Linked DNA regions of Homo sapiens: region 1 is linked to region 2. The links are chromatin contacts, found by Hi-C or POLR2A ChIA-PET in ENCODE. All regions are on one chromosome and are shown on one strand. The core of a region is the stretch at or near the end of the contact, and the rest is flanking DNA. Distances in the headings are between cores, read along the strand shown. Region 1 overlaps LINC02323 (long intergenic non-protein coding RNA 2323). Region 2 overlaps TECPR2 (tectonin beta-propeller repeat containing 2).

The links. Hi-C counts contacts between places; a loop is a spot of excess contacts on that map. ChIA-PET counts read pairs that join two places held with the same protein, here RNA polymerase II (POLR2A). Pooled maps may share reads with other maps.
Region 1: a loop to region 2 is called in a pooled map, with 2.7 times the contacts of the local background. The contact joins two enhancer-like sites. A Hi-C loop is called at or near these places in 1 of 37 single-sample maps with no recorded cell type and 2 of 50 pooled maps. POLR2A ChIA-PET finds 5 or more read pairs at or near these places in 4 of 52 experiments (CD4-positive, alpha-beta memory T cell, GM10248, Panc1 and 1 more).

The regions. Positions count from the first base shown.
Region 1 is chr14:102,550,785-102,557,093 of GRCh38, forward strand. LINC02323 (long intergenic non-protein coding RNA 2323) reads left to right here. Exons shown (of 3, transcript NR_146561.1): 3 at 3,926-5,042. Among named protein-coding and RNA genes, the nearest start is that of LINC02323, 8.7 kb to the left of the region's middle. RefSeq lists silencers at 4,351-4,420, 4,461-4,880 and an enhancer at 5,562-6,062. Within about 2 kb of position 4,932, at least 23 of the 41 ENCODE cell types and tissues checked have a DNase peak (open chromatin) inside an H3K27ac peak, as active enhancers do.
Region 2 is chr14:102,433,163-102,440,110 of GRCh38, forward strand. TECPR2 (tectonin beta-propeller repeat containing 2) reads left to right here. Exons shown (of 20, transcript NM_014844.5): 9 at 1,073-2,049; 10 at 4,860-5,043. Among named protein-coding and RNA genes, the nearest start is that of ANKRD9, 73 kb to the right of the region's middle. RefSeq lists a silencer at 4,947-4,996 and an enhancer at 6,666-6,948. Within about 2 kb of position 5,014, at least 3 of the 41 ENCODE cell types and tissues checked have a DNase peak (open chromatin) inside an H3K27ac peak, as active enhancers do.

The sequences.
Region 1 (6,309 bases), core at 3,682-6,181, 120 kb after region 2:
TGGAAGGCTGAGGCGGGGAATCACTTGAGCCTAGGAGTTCAAGACCAGCCTGGGGAACATAGCGAGACCCTGTCTCAAAAAAAGAAGAAGAAGAAAGGGACTTCTGGGGGTTCCTTGGTTGCTGGCACTCCCCAAGGGCACAGGGCTATCTCTGGGGCTGCCACTGTGGGCCTGGGCACTGGTGATGGGGGGTGGGGAGATGGCTGAGAGTCCCTGTCTGGAGCACAGTCCCTGGCTGGAAGGTGATTCTGGCTGTCAGAGGCATTTGAACCAGAGCAACTCCATTTTGAATAGGGGCTGTGTAAAGTGAGGCTGAGACCTAGATGGGCTGCACTCCCAGAGGGTTAAGGCATTCTAAGACAGGATGAGATAGGAGGTCGGCACAAGATACAGGTCATAAAGACCTTGCTGATAAAACAACTTGGAGTAAACAAGCCGGCCAACACCCACCAAAACCAAGATGGTGACAAGAGTGACCTCTGGTCATCCTCACTGCTACACTCCCACCAGCACCATAACAATTTACAAATGCCATGGCAACGTTAGGAAGTTACCCTATATGGTCTGAAAAGGGGAGGCATGAATAATCCACCCCTTGTTTTGCATATAATCAAGAAATAACCTTTGGGTGTGGTGGCTCATGCCTATAATCCCAGCATTTTGGGAGGCTGAGGTGGGTGGATCACTTGAGGCCAGGAGTTAGAGACCAGCCTGGCCAACATGGTGAAACCCCGTCTCTACTAAAAATATAAAAATTAGCCGGGTTTGATCCCAGCTACTTGGGAGGCTGAGTCAGGAGAATCGCTTGAACCCAGGAGGTGGAGGTTGTGGTGAGCCGAGACCGTGCCATTGCACTCCAGCCTGGGCAACAAGAGTGAAACTCTGTCTCAAAGAAAAAAAAAAAGGGCAACCAGCAGCCCTCAGGGCTGCTCTGTATGTGAACTAGCAATTCTTTTTTCCTAATCAACTTGCTTTCAGTTTACTCTATGGACTCGCCTGGAATTCTTTCTTGTGTGAGATCCAAGAATCCTCCCTCTCTTGGGGTCTGGATGAGGACCCCTTTCTGGTAATATGGCCTCTTACCCCCTTGGTATACCTTAAGGTGGCCTTGGGCAACTTACATTACATCTCTGGGCCTCAGTTTCCTCCTCTAAAAAATGGGGATAACAAAAGCCCCTCTCCTAGGAGAAGAGGCAGGGAACAGCTGGACAGGGCAGAGAGCCTATCTTGGGATCCCGGGGAGGGGCTATGAAGGAAAGGCTTCAGGAATTGAGTGGGACAGGGTATGGGTCAGAATTCTGGTCTGAGCTGCCTGCCCCATGACTCCAGGCCCTCCCGTGGCAGGGCCCAGGCACCTGGCCTCCAAGCCTCAGTTTCCTCGACTCAGCAATGGGCATGGCAGCCCCAACCTTGGAGTGACATATTGTCTAATAACCCTGACTCACTCCCCACCTCCCACGCCCAGGGGCCCCTGCAGTCCTGAGATGGGCCAAGTCAAGCCACACCTCTCTTCCGGCTGGAGCAGCCTGACCAAGTCCCACTTGCTGTTCTGCCAGGGAGCCTGATTTTGGCACTGGTGTATTTCCAGAACCAAGGTGGGTGCCCGGTCTGAGGCCCTAGCGGGTGTCTGGGTCCCTTCCTGGAGGCCCCTTGCCTCCCTCAGCCCTGGCTTTTGGGACTTAGCAGGGGAGGAAGTTTTTTGTTTTGTTTTGTTTTGAGACGAAGTCTCACTGTCACCAAGGCTGGAGTGCAGTGGCACAATCTCGGCTCACTGCAACCTCCCTCTCCTGGGTTCAAGCGATTCTCCCGCCTCAGCGTTGCGAGTTGCTGGGACTACAGGTACGTGTCACTACACAGGCTAATTTTTGTATTTTTTAGTAGAGATGAGGTTTCACTGTGTTAGCCAGGCTGAACTCCTGACCTCATGATCCGCCCGCCTCGGCCTCCCAAAGTGCTGGGATTACCGGCATGAGCCACCGCGCCCGGCCTATGGGAGGAAGTTCTGACATGGATGGCAGGGGTGGGGAGGGCAGCTGAGGACTCTGGAGCAGAGGCTGGGGCCCCACTCTGGCTTTCCCTGGCCCTAAAGGAAGGGTGGGGTCTGAGAGTGTGGAGGCCTGAGAGCAGGGGCAGCACAGACACCCACTCTGAGACCACTTGGTTGTCCCAGCCACCGGGTTCCAGGTGTCTGGGGCCAGGTGGGGTTTTCTCTCCAAGCCCAGAGTGACCTCCCCACTCCCAGCCTTGCCCAGAGCAAGTCTTGCTGAGTTCTAAGGTGAACTCCCACTTGTTCCAGACCAGGGACACAGGGTCCTGCAGGCCTCCCGGAGCAAGCACTCTTGAGAGGGCTTCTCCACGTGGCCACAGGACAGACTGTGCTTCATCCAGCACTGTACGCTCAAACACACACACCTGAAACAAAGGCTCCACGAACAGGCCTGCCCTTACAGCACACCATGCTCTTGTTTAGTCTTCCTTATGTTTTTTGTTTTCGTTTTGAGACGGAGTCTTGCCCTATTGCCCAGGCTGGAGTGCAGTGGTGCAATCTTGGCTCACTGCAACCTCTGCCTTCCAGGTTCAAGCGATTCTCCTGCCTCAGCCTCCTGAGTAGCTGGGATTACAGGCACACAGCACCATGCCCGGCTAGTTTTTCTATTTTTAGTAGAGAAAGGGTTTCACCATGTTGGTCAGGCTAGTCTCGAACTCCTGACCTCGTGATCTGCCCGCTTCGGCCTCCCAAAGTGTTGGGATTACAGGCATGAGCCACCACACCCGGCTGTCTTCCTTATTTTTTTAAATGCCAGCTGTTTTATGCACAATTGTCCCAAACTAGAAACAACCCAATTATCCATCAACTGGTAAAGGAATAAACTAATGTGTTATCTTTGTTTGTTTATTTAATTTTGATACAGGGTCCCACTCTGTCGCCCAGGCTGGAGTACAGTGGAGAGATCACAGGTAACTACAGCCTAAACCTCTTGGGCTCAAGTGATCTTCCCACCTCGGGCACACCTGGCTAATTTTTTTTTTTAATTGAATGTGGTATATTATTTAAAAGGAATGCTGGCCAGGTGTGGTGGCTCATGCCTGTCTGTAATCCCAACACTTTGGGAGGCCAAGGTGGGTGGATCACCTGAGGTCAGGAGTTCAATATCAGCCTGGCCAACATGGTGAAACCCTGTCTCTACTAAAAATACAAAAGTTAGCCATGCGTGGTGGCGCACGCCTGTAATCTCAGCTACTTGGGAGGCTGAAACACGAGAATTGCTTGAAACTGGGAGGCAGAGGTTGCAAAGTAAACCAAGTTTATGCCACTGTGTTCCAGCCTGGGCGACAGAGCGAGACTGTCTCAAAAAAAAAAAGAAAAAAAAAACTATAATGGTAAATTTTGCTATGTATATTTTTATCAGTGTTTAAAAAAAAACATAACAAACTCTCCCTTGGCTCTGCCATGCTCCTTATAGGGCAGGCTACTGTAAAATGAAACTACGGGCCAGGCACGGTGGCTCATGCCTGTAATCCCAGCACTTTGGGAGGCCAAGATGGGTGGATCACCTGAGGTCGGGAGTTCGAGACCAGCCTGACCAATATGGAGAAACCCCCGTCTCTACTAAAAATACAAATTTAGTCGGGTGTGGTGGCACATGCCTGTAATCCCAGCTACTTGGGAGGCTGAGGCAGGAGAATCACTTGAACCCAGGAGTCGGAGGTTGCAGTTGAGCCGAGATCATAGCATGCCATTGCACTCCAGCCTGGGGGACAAGAGCGAAACTCTGTCTCACAAAAAAAAAAAAAAAAAAAAAAAAAGGAAGAAAGGAAGGAAGGAAAGAGAGAGAAAGAAACTACAGGGACTCTTGTTAAAAAATTATTAAGAATTTCAAGATGGCAACAGCAGCATATTAAAACCAAGTGTGGTCTCTTCTAGGCTCAGGACCCTATGGGATTGCACAGGTCGCAGCCCAAGCGCAGTACTTGCGCACAGGTCCCAGCCCCTTCCCTCTCTGGGACTTGTCTTCTGGCCCCTCACTCCTGCGATGAGCTTTTCTTTCAGCTGGTGAAAGGCCGCAGACTTCGAACCTCTGGGCCTTTGTCCAGGACGTTCCCTCAGCGCTCAGTGCCCTTCCTGGTGGCCTCCTACATCTTCAGATCCCGGCTGAGCTCTGCTTAAATCCGGGACCGGGTAGTCACTGGGGCAGCCACTTGGCTGGGGCGAGGCCACCTCGCTTTGGGTCTTGTCGCGCCCAGGCCAGCGCCAGCCCAGGCTTGCCATGGACTGGCTCCTGGGCGTTAGATGAATGAATCGACTCAACCCGGGCCGCCACGTTGTGTTCAGAACACCGACAGTCGCTCCCAGGCAACCAGCACCTGCTGCGCCCCGTTTCCAGCGACCTCCCCAACCGCGTGGACTCGCATCCACGTGCCCGGCGGGGCCGCAGCAGAAAGGCTCGGACCCCCCAGGACGATCGGCCGGTGGGGGCCGGTGGGGCCGCAGACTCGGGGGGCGGGGGGCGCCAGGCTTCCGGGTCCTGCCCCCGCCCCGTGGGGAACAGCAGGACGGCGCCGAGGCCGTTTCGCTTTCCTCCGCGCCCATTTGCCGGGAGGGGACCCCGTGCTCCGACCTGAAGGTGACGGCAGAGCCTGCGGGAGGCCTAGGCCGGTCCCGCCCTACGGGTCCCGGGGGCGACCCTCGCGCTGACATTGGCGTCCAGGCCGCGGCCCCTGCCTCCGCGCCCACCCACGCCGGGCCTGGCCCTCGCTCCCCCGGGAAAAGCCCCGCCGGCGGCCGCGAGAGCGCGGAAGCGCAGCCGTAGTGACCGCGAGACAAAGACCCGGCGGCGGGGGAGGCGGCGGAGAGACCCCGCCAGCGCGGAGACCCCAGGGAAGCTTCTCTGGAAGACCTGGTGCTGGTCCGCTCTCCCGGGACCTCATTTTCCTTATGTGGACAACGGGGGCGGGGTCACAGCAGCCCCTCGGGCTTATAGCCGGGTTGTTCTTTCCTTAAATCTCCTCCCTCTGCCAAAATAAAAAACCCCACAGGGCAAGGCGCGGTGGCTCACGCCTGTAATCCCAGCACTTTGGGAGGCCGAGGCAGGTGGATCACCTGAGGTCAGGAGTTCGAGACCAGCCTTACCAATTTGGTGAAACCCCGTCTCTACTAAAAATACAAAAATTAGCTGGACGTGGTGGCCGGCGCCTGTAATCCCAGCTACTCGGTAGGCTGAGATAGGAGAATTGCTTGGACCCGGGAGGCTAAGGTCAGTGAGCCGAGATCGTGCCACTGCACTCCAGCCTGGGCGACAGAGGGAGACTCCGTCTCAAAAAAAAGAAAAAAAAAAAAAAACCCACAGCGTCCCGGAGGGGCCTGAGGAGTTGTGAGGGGCCGCCTCCGCCTCCAGCATCTGGCATCTGGAGGAGGAGGCTGAGGCTGAGGTGAGGGTGAGGGTGGGTGACCCGCACCTGTCCAGGCCCAGGTTGCCTGCTCCCAGCTTGGGCTGGGCAGTGGGGCAGGGCCATGATCCCGCCAGTGCTGTGGTTAGCCCTACACCTGGCCTGGCTGAGGACAGCGAACCTGGCAGGTCCAACCTGGGCCCTCCCAGCCTAGGATCTCCAAGGCCTCGTCTCAGTCACCATCAGCTGCTCTAGGGTGCAGTGGGGCCCAAGGAGGATTGGGCCTGATCTCTGCCCCCCAGAGCCCATGGACCCAGGACTGGGCCCACCAGGCGTGTCGCAGGCATAGGGTCAGTGGCTTCTCAACAGCTGCTGGCCCCGGCGCCCCTCACCACCCCACCTCCACTGGTCAGAACCACCACACTGCCAGAGACTGGGTTTCCCTGCAGTTCTGACCAGTGGGGATGGGGTGAGGTGGAAGGGACATTGCTTGGCCGGGCACGGTGGCTCACACCTGTAATCCCAGCACTTTGGGAGGCCAAGGCAGGTGGATCACTTGAGGTCAGGGGCTCAAGATCAGCCTGGCCAACATGGTAAAACCCCATCTCTACTAAAAATGCAAAAATTAGCCAGGCATGGTGGTTTGCACCTGTAATCCCAGCTACTCGGGAGGCTGAGGCAGGAGAATTGCTCAAACCCAGGAGGCGGAGGTTGCAATGAGCCAAGATTATGCCATTGCACTCTAGCCTGGGTGACAGAGCGAGACTGTCTCCAAAACAACAACAAAAAAGGCAGAGGAGTGGGGAGTCTGGATGGCTCCGCTGGTCCAGCCCACCCCTCAGGGGACAGACTGGTTGACTTGACGGGTTCACTGAGAGTGCTAGGACCGGCCCCAGGTGTAGTGCCCTCCCTGCGGTGTCC
Region 2 (6,948 bases), core at 3,764-6,263:
ATTTAACATTGAATTTTTTTCTTTTTTTTTTTCAACTTTTATTTTAAATACAGGGGGTCCATGCGCAGGTTTGTTACATGGGTATACAGCACCCAGGTAGTGAGCACAGTATGCAGTAGGTGGCTTTTGACCCATGCCGCCTCCTCTCCCGCTCTGGAGGTCCACAGTGTCTGTCCTTCCCATGTTTATGTCCATGCGTGCTCAGTGTTTGGCTCCCACTTACAAGTCAGAACATGCTGTTGGTTTTCTGTTCCTGTTGCATTAATTTGCTTAGGATTACGGCCAGCGGTTCCATCCATGTTGCTGTAAAGGACAAGATTTCATTCTTTATTTTTATTTATTTATTTATTTATTTATTTATTTTTTAATTTATTGGAGACAGAGTTTCACTGTTGTCACCCAGGCTAGAGTGCAATGGTGCGATCTCGGCTCACTGCAACTTCCGCCTCCCAAGTTCAAGCAATTCTCCTGCCTCAGCCTCCCGAGTAGCTGGGATTACAGGTGCCCACTACCACGCCCAGCTAAGTTTTTGTATTTTTAGTAGAGGCAGGGGTTTACCATGTTGGACAGGCTGGTCTTGAACTCCTGACCTAAGGTGGCCCACCCGCCTCGGCCTCCCAAAGTGCTAGGATGGCTTATGAGCGTGAACCACCGTGCACAGCCCAGATTTCATTCTTTGTTATGGCTGTGTAACACTGAATTTTTCAAACCTTTTACTCCTTGGTTCCTGTTAATCCTCTCTAGCTAAGATGACTGCAACACTGAAGGAAATGTTATTAGATTTCTAAGCATTTTAATAATTATAAGGAATTGGTTTGTGACCCAGGTGAACATCTCAGTTTGTCCCCTGGTTTTTCTTAGCTGCCCTCAAACCCATGGATTTGTTCAGTACTTGCATGCATAGAAAGCATCTCTTTGTTGGGATTATTTGTACTTAAGAGGTTTATTCTTCATTCACCAAATATCCTTTATTTAAAATTTTTTTTCTTGAGCCAAAAATATGTGTGCAAGTTAGTCTCTTACTAATCATATAGAACCGTGCCTTATTTTGAATGTTCTTATTCTGAATTAGAAGGTGGAAGCAGGAGCACCTGTCACAGCTCCCTGGAATCGACACCCTGCTCCGAATTTCCTGGGGACAGTCCCCAGTCCTTGAACACAGACTTGCTGTCGATGACCTCAAGTGTCCTGGGCAGTAGCGTGGATCAGTTAAGTGCAGAGTCTCCAGACCAGGAAAGCAGCTTCAATGGTGAAGTGAACGGTGTCCCACAGGAAAATACTGACCCCGAAACGTTTAATGTCCTGGAGGTGTCAGGATCAATGCCTGATTCTCTGGCTGAGGAAGATGACATTAGAACTGAAATGCCACACTGTCACCATGCACATGGGCGGGAGCTGCTCAATGGAGCGAGGGAAGATGTGGGAGGCAGTGATGTCACGGGACTCGGAGATGAGCCGTGTCCTGCAGATGATGGACCAAATAGCACACAGTTACCCTTCCAAGAACAGGACAGCTCTCCTGGGGCGCATGATGGGGAAGACATCCAACCCATTGGCCCCCAAAGCACTTTTTGTGAAGTCCCCCTCCTGAACTCACTCACTGTGCCTTCCAGCCTCAGCTGGGCCCCAAGTGCTGAACAGTGGCTGCCTGGGACCAGAGCTGATGAAGGCAGCCCCGTGGAGCCCAGCCAAGAGCAGGACATCCTAACCAGCATGGAGGCCTCTGGCCACCTCAGCACAAATCTCTGGCATGCTGTCACTGATGATGACACAGGTCAGAAAGAAATACCCATTTCTGAACGTGTCTTGGGGAGTGTGGGAGGACAGCTGACTCCGGTCTCTGCCTTGGCAGCCAGCACTCACAAGCCCTGGCTTGAGCAGCCTCCACGGGATCAGACATTGACGTCCAGCGATGAGGAGGACATCTATGCCCACGGGCTTCCTTCTTCATCCTCAGAGACGAGTGTGACAGAGCTCGGACCTAGTTGCTCCCAGCAGGACCTGAGCCGGCTGGGTGCAGAGGACGCCGGGCTGCTCAAGCCAGATCAGGTATGTGGGTTCGGGTGGTGGGAAAAGTAGCTGAGGCTTCTTTCTTAAGGGTAATAATTGTCAAGACTGATTATTTTCCTTCTCATGGAAAGAAATTCTATTCCTACTGCAAAATCCGTAGGCCAACTCTGTTTTCAAGTCTGGGTTTCAGGGGATTTCCAGCACAGGGACTATGAATGGCTTGAACTACTTCTGACCTGTTCTACCCTGCTCAGTAACCTGCCTCCCCAACCAAGGTAGCGTCTTGCTGTTTCCTCTGACCCCACAAGTGCAGGCTGGTGTAGGCACTTACTGTTAGCCATCGTAGGGCAGGGCTGAATTGGCCTGGGGCCATCTCAGAAAACCAGTGGGCAGAGGACTGTCCACCTGTGGAGTAGAGAAAGCTCTGAGCAGTTTGGAGGCAGGGAGTCTCCTGTCCTTCTCCTCACACCCCTCCAAGGAACCATCTGCAAGAGCACGAGGCCATTTCCAGAACTGCTGTCTCCTCAACCTCCGAACAGTGGCTCCAAGGCTCCCCTGCGAGCTGTACAGGAACCAGTTTGGAGTAACCAGTCTTTGTAGGTCCACCCAGCACATGTAACTAGGAGATGACTTTTAACTGTCCTTGAGCATTTTATATTAAAAGTGATTTTTTTAAAAGTGCCTACTTCCCTTAGCAAGTAATTATTACTAGATATATTTGTTTCAAAACTGTGTCTTGCCCTGTCTCCTACTAACTGTCGATGTGAGGTATGAATTATGGCTGCGCACTTACAGCCACGTGTGCTTTCCACAGTCTACGCTGGCTTCTGTCAGTGCTAGCAGTGTGACGCTTTGTCAGTGCTCACCATGTGCAGGTATCCCACAAAGCACTTTAGAGGTTTAACTCTTTTACTTCTCTAAACACGAACTATAAAATAGGCACTCTTCTTGTCCCCATTTTACAGAGGAGAAAATGGAAGCACAGAACAGCTAGACAGCTTGCACAAGGTCACATAGCAAATGAAGGGCGGGCCCCAGGACCCCCTCACTCACCCTCTGTGCTGTCATGCCTCAGAAGTGAAACATGCTGCTTACTTGTTTTGAGACAAAACGCCATAAGTCTGGCTTTTTTTTCTTCTTTCTTTCTTTTTTTTTTTTTTTTCTGAGACAGGGTCTCACTCTGTCACCCAGGATGGAGCGCAGTGGCGCAATCATGGCTCATTGCTGCCTCGACCTCCCCAAGCTCAAGTGATCCACCTGCCTCAGCTTCCTGAGTCACTGGGACTACAGGCATGTGCCACCATGCCCAGCTAATTTTTGTATTTTTTGTAGAGAAGGGGTTTTGCCATATTGCCCAAGCTGGTCTCGAACTCCTGAGCTCAAGCAATCTGCCTGCCTCGGCTTCCCAAAGTGCTGGGATTACAGGTGTGAGCTGCTGTGCCTGGCCAAGGGTGGCCTTTTATTCAGTCATCCGGCATTTATCTTTTCAACCCAGTGGTTCTTGAGTGGCCTTGACTGTCAGCCTCTGTGATTATGCTGGGGACCACAGTGCAGATGGCAGCTAGTTGTGGATTCCATCTTCCTGAGCCTCAGAGTCTTGAGGGGGAGCCAGGTACATGTTCACATCCTCGCAGTTGAGTGGGACTCAGGTGAGGGTACTGAGCAAAGTACAGGGCTGCAGGAAGCGCAAGCAGCATGGCCCCCTAATGTCTGGGCGTTAGCCAGGCAGACTGTCGGTGGGGTGGGGTATTGGAATTCTAGGCCAGAAATTTAGGAAAGCCCTCACTTAGGTGACAGGGATCCTGGCCCTTTGAGCCCCTGACTCTCTAACTTCCTCCCTTCCTCATCCCACTCCAGGTAGCTGGGAAGCCAAGAAATTTTATGGTGTGTTTTTATTTGGAGGTTCGGTGTGGAAGTAAGACTTGCCATGGTGAGCAGGGCTGGATTGAGAAGAGTTGGGCACCATTTTCTTTGAAGTAGTTAACTTCTATGTGGGTATCTGTACAAATACATTTATCTTCTTTGCATTTATTGAAAAGTATTAAAGTACAAAGACTTTATTTAGCTTTGATTTTTAAAAGAATTCTAGCAAGGTCGGGCACAGTGGCTCACGCCTGTAATCCCAGCACTTTGGGAGGCCAAGGTGGGCGAATCACCTGAGGTCAGGAGTTCGAGACCAGCCTGGCCAACATGGCGAAACCCCGTCTCTACTAAAAATACAAAAAATAGCCGGGTGTGGTGGCAGATGCCTGTAATCCCAAGTACTCAGGAGCCTGAGGCAGGAGAATTGCGACTTGCTTGAACCCAGGAGGCGGAGGTTGCAGTGAGCCGAGATTGTGCCCCTGTACTCCAGCCTGGGCGACAGAGCGAGTCTCTGTCTCAAAAAGGAAAAAAAAAAGAAAATATGGTGGAAAAAAGAAAGACAGTGGTAGTGCCATATATCCAGTGCCTCTGTAATGATTAGACTACAAAAAATTGACTTGCATCCAAATGTTGAAGAACCTGGCTCTTTGTGTAAGGTGAGGTATGCCTGCAGAATAATAGCAGCTCCTTCGTAACGTGATGTGATGCTCTAAGCGTTACATTTGCAAAGGTGTTAGAACAGGAGAAAATGTCATCCAGGGACTCCAGGGAGTCTTTGTAGGGAGACAGCAGCACGCGTCTCAGAAGGTTTGTAGTAGAGGGGTGTCCACAGATAGCAGGGGTTGGGAGAAGGGTTGACTTGGCGTCTTGCTGACCCGTTTTACCGTCTCGTGTTAATGATATCCTCTCACCTTTCTTACTGAGAACAGTAAGCCAAATGTGGCTGTGTCCTCTGCCACAGAACTCACTGGCTCTTCCCTTGTTAGTTTGCAGAAAGCTGGATGGGCTACTCGGGTCCCGGCTATGGCATCCTCAGCTTGGTGGTCTCCGAGAAGTATATCTGGTGCCTGGACTACAAAGGCGGCCTGTTCTGCAGCGCGTTGCCGGGCGCCGGGCTGCGCTGGCAGAAGTTTGAAGATGCTGTCCAGCAGGTGGCAGTCTCGCCCTCAGGTTCGCCTCCCCGCTCCCTGCTCCCGCTCCCTGCTCCCGCTCGCCGCTCCTGCTCCCCGCCCCCGGGGTGCAGACATCTTAGTACAGGGCTCCCCTGCAGCAGCTCTGGGCTCACGCTGCCGTGCGTTCACCAGGTTTGCCTCTTCAGGAACGTTTGAGGGGTTGTCTCCAAAGAACGTGAATTGCTTCATTGGATGTCAATTCGTAGTGTAAATGGGTGTTCAGTTTGAGTTTTTGTTTTCTTTATTAATTGCAATGGTAAGCTCTGATCGTATTTTTGTAAGCTAGACAAAAAGTTTGAAAATTGAGGGACTTTTTTAGGGATATTAATATACTAACTCTTCATAAAAATAATACGTGTTTCTCTTTCTCATTGTTGCTTTAAAGCAACCGAACTAACGAAGACGGGCCTATGGATATGTTAGATATATTCCAATTATTTGGCTTCCTCTTTAGGAATTCTGTTTTAATGAGCTCTCTGCTGTGGGTGAACAGTCTACTCCCTGACTCTAAAAGGAAAGTCCATTCATTCTTTCATGCTGCTGTTAGGCCATTGTTAGTGAACTGGAGCTGGTGTTTCCTGAACGATGTTCTCCTGAGCTGGAAGACCTCCCATATCTGCATGGAATCATTTGCTTGCTTTTTCTTTCTTTCTTTCTTTTTTTTTTTTTTTTGAGACAGAGTCTTGCTGTGTTGCCCAGGCTGGAGTGCAGTGGTACAATCTCAGCTCACTGCGAGCTCCACCTCCCAGGTTCGCACTATTCTCCTGCCTCAGCCTCCCCAGTAGCTGGGACTACAGGCACCCGCCACCACGCCCAGCTAATTTTTTTGTATTTTTTTAGTGGACACGGGGTTTCACTGTGGTAGCCAGGATGGTCTTGATCTCCTGACCTCATGATCCGCCCGCCTCAGCCTCCCAAAATGCTGGGATTACAGGTGAGAGCCACTACGCCCGGCTTTGCTTGTTTTTTCTTAAGGTTGTGTTGGCCACGTCGGCACCTACGCCAGTGGGGACACTTTTGCCTTGAAGCAGCCTGGTTTACTGTCAGGACATTGGAATAGAAGTCAGACGAAGCCGAAGCTGAGTCTGTGGCTTGGGACCTGTCTGTTCTCTGTAACTTCACTGTGTTTCGGGATGAATTTCCCTTAATTCTCCCTGGTCTCTGTCACTGTTTAAAATATTAGTTTGTTCAGCGTTGTTTTTCTTGCTTGCTTTCACTGTTTGTTTGAAAAATATTTTTCTTTAGAGACTGGCTAACAACCCACTCCACAAGCTGTCATTACACAGTTGTGTGTTTTAATTCATTTCTCGTTGGTATCATTTACCTTCAGGTTTGTCTCCTTAGCCTTTTAGAACTTTGGTTCTATTCCTGACTATATTAGTTACTTGTATTCCCAGGCCCCTTGGTCCCTCACTGTGCTAGCGGGAACTCTGTATCTCCATGAGATTCACCTGCTCAGTTGAGGCGTCCTTCAGGGCCCAGTCCCATGTCCTTGGTGGGCAGCAGAGCCCTTGTGCCGGGGGCACCACAGGCAGAGATGCTCGACAGGCCCTCTAGTCCAGCCCAGCTGACACTCGGTGATCACTGGTGGCCCCTTGCCTTGCCTGCGTCGGCCTGCTCCAGGCCTCCAGCTGCAGCGCTATCCTGCCTTCCCTTTCCTCTCTCCTCCTCCATCTCTTCATCAAAGTCCTCTTCACAGTGAAAACAGGCCAACTCAGTGCAAGTGTGTTCCTTCTGTGCACCTTTTCCATTCAGCTCATCCAGAACTGATCCTTCTCTTTGAATCCCTAAAGGACTTTTTCAGCCTCTCCTAGGGCACTAGTTGTGCTTAGGATGTTTATTTGGAGACTTATCAAACCTAATAATGTCATCAGTGTTTCTCCTCCCGTGTGAGGAGCGCCTG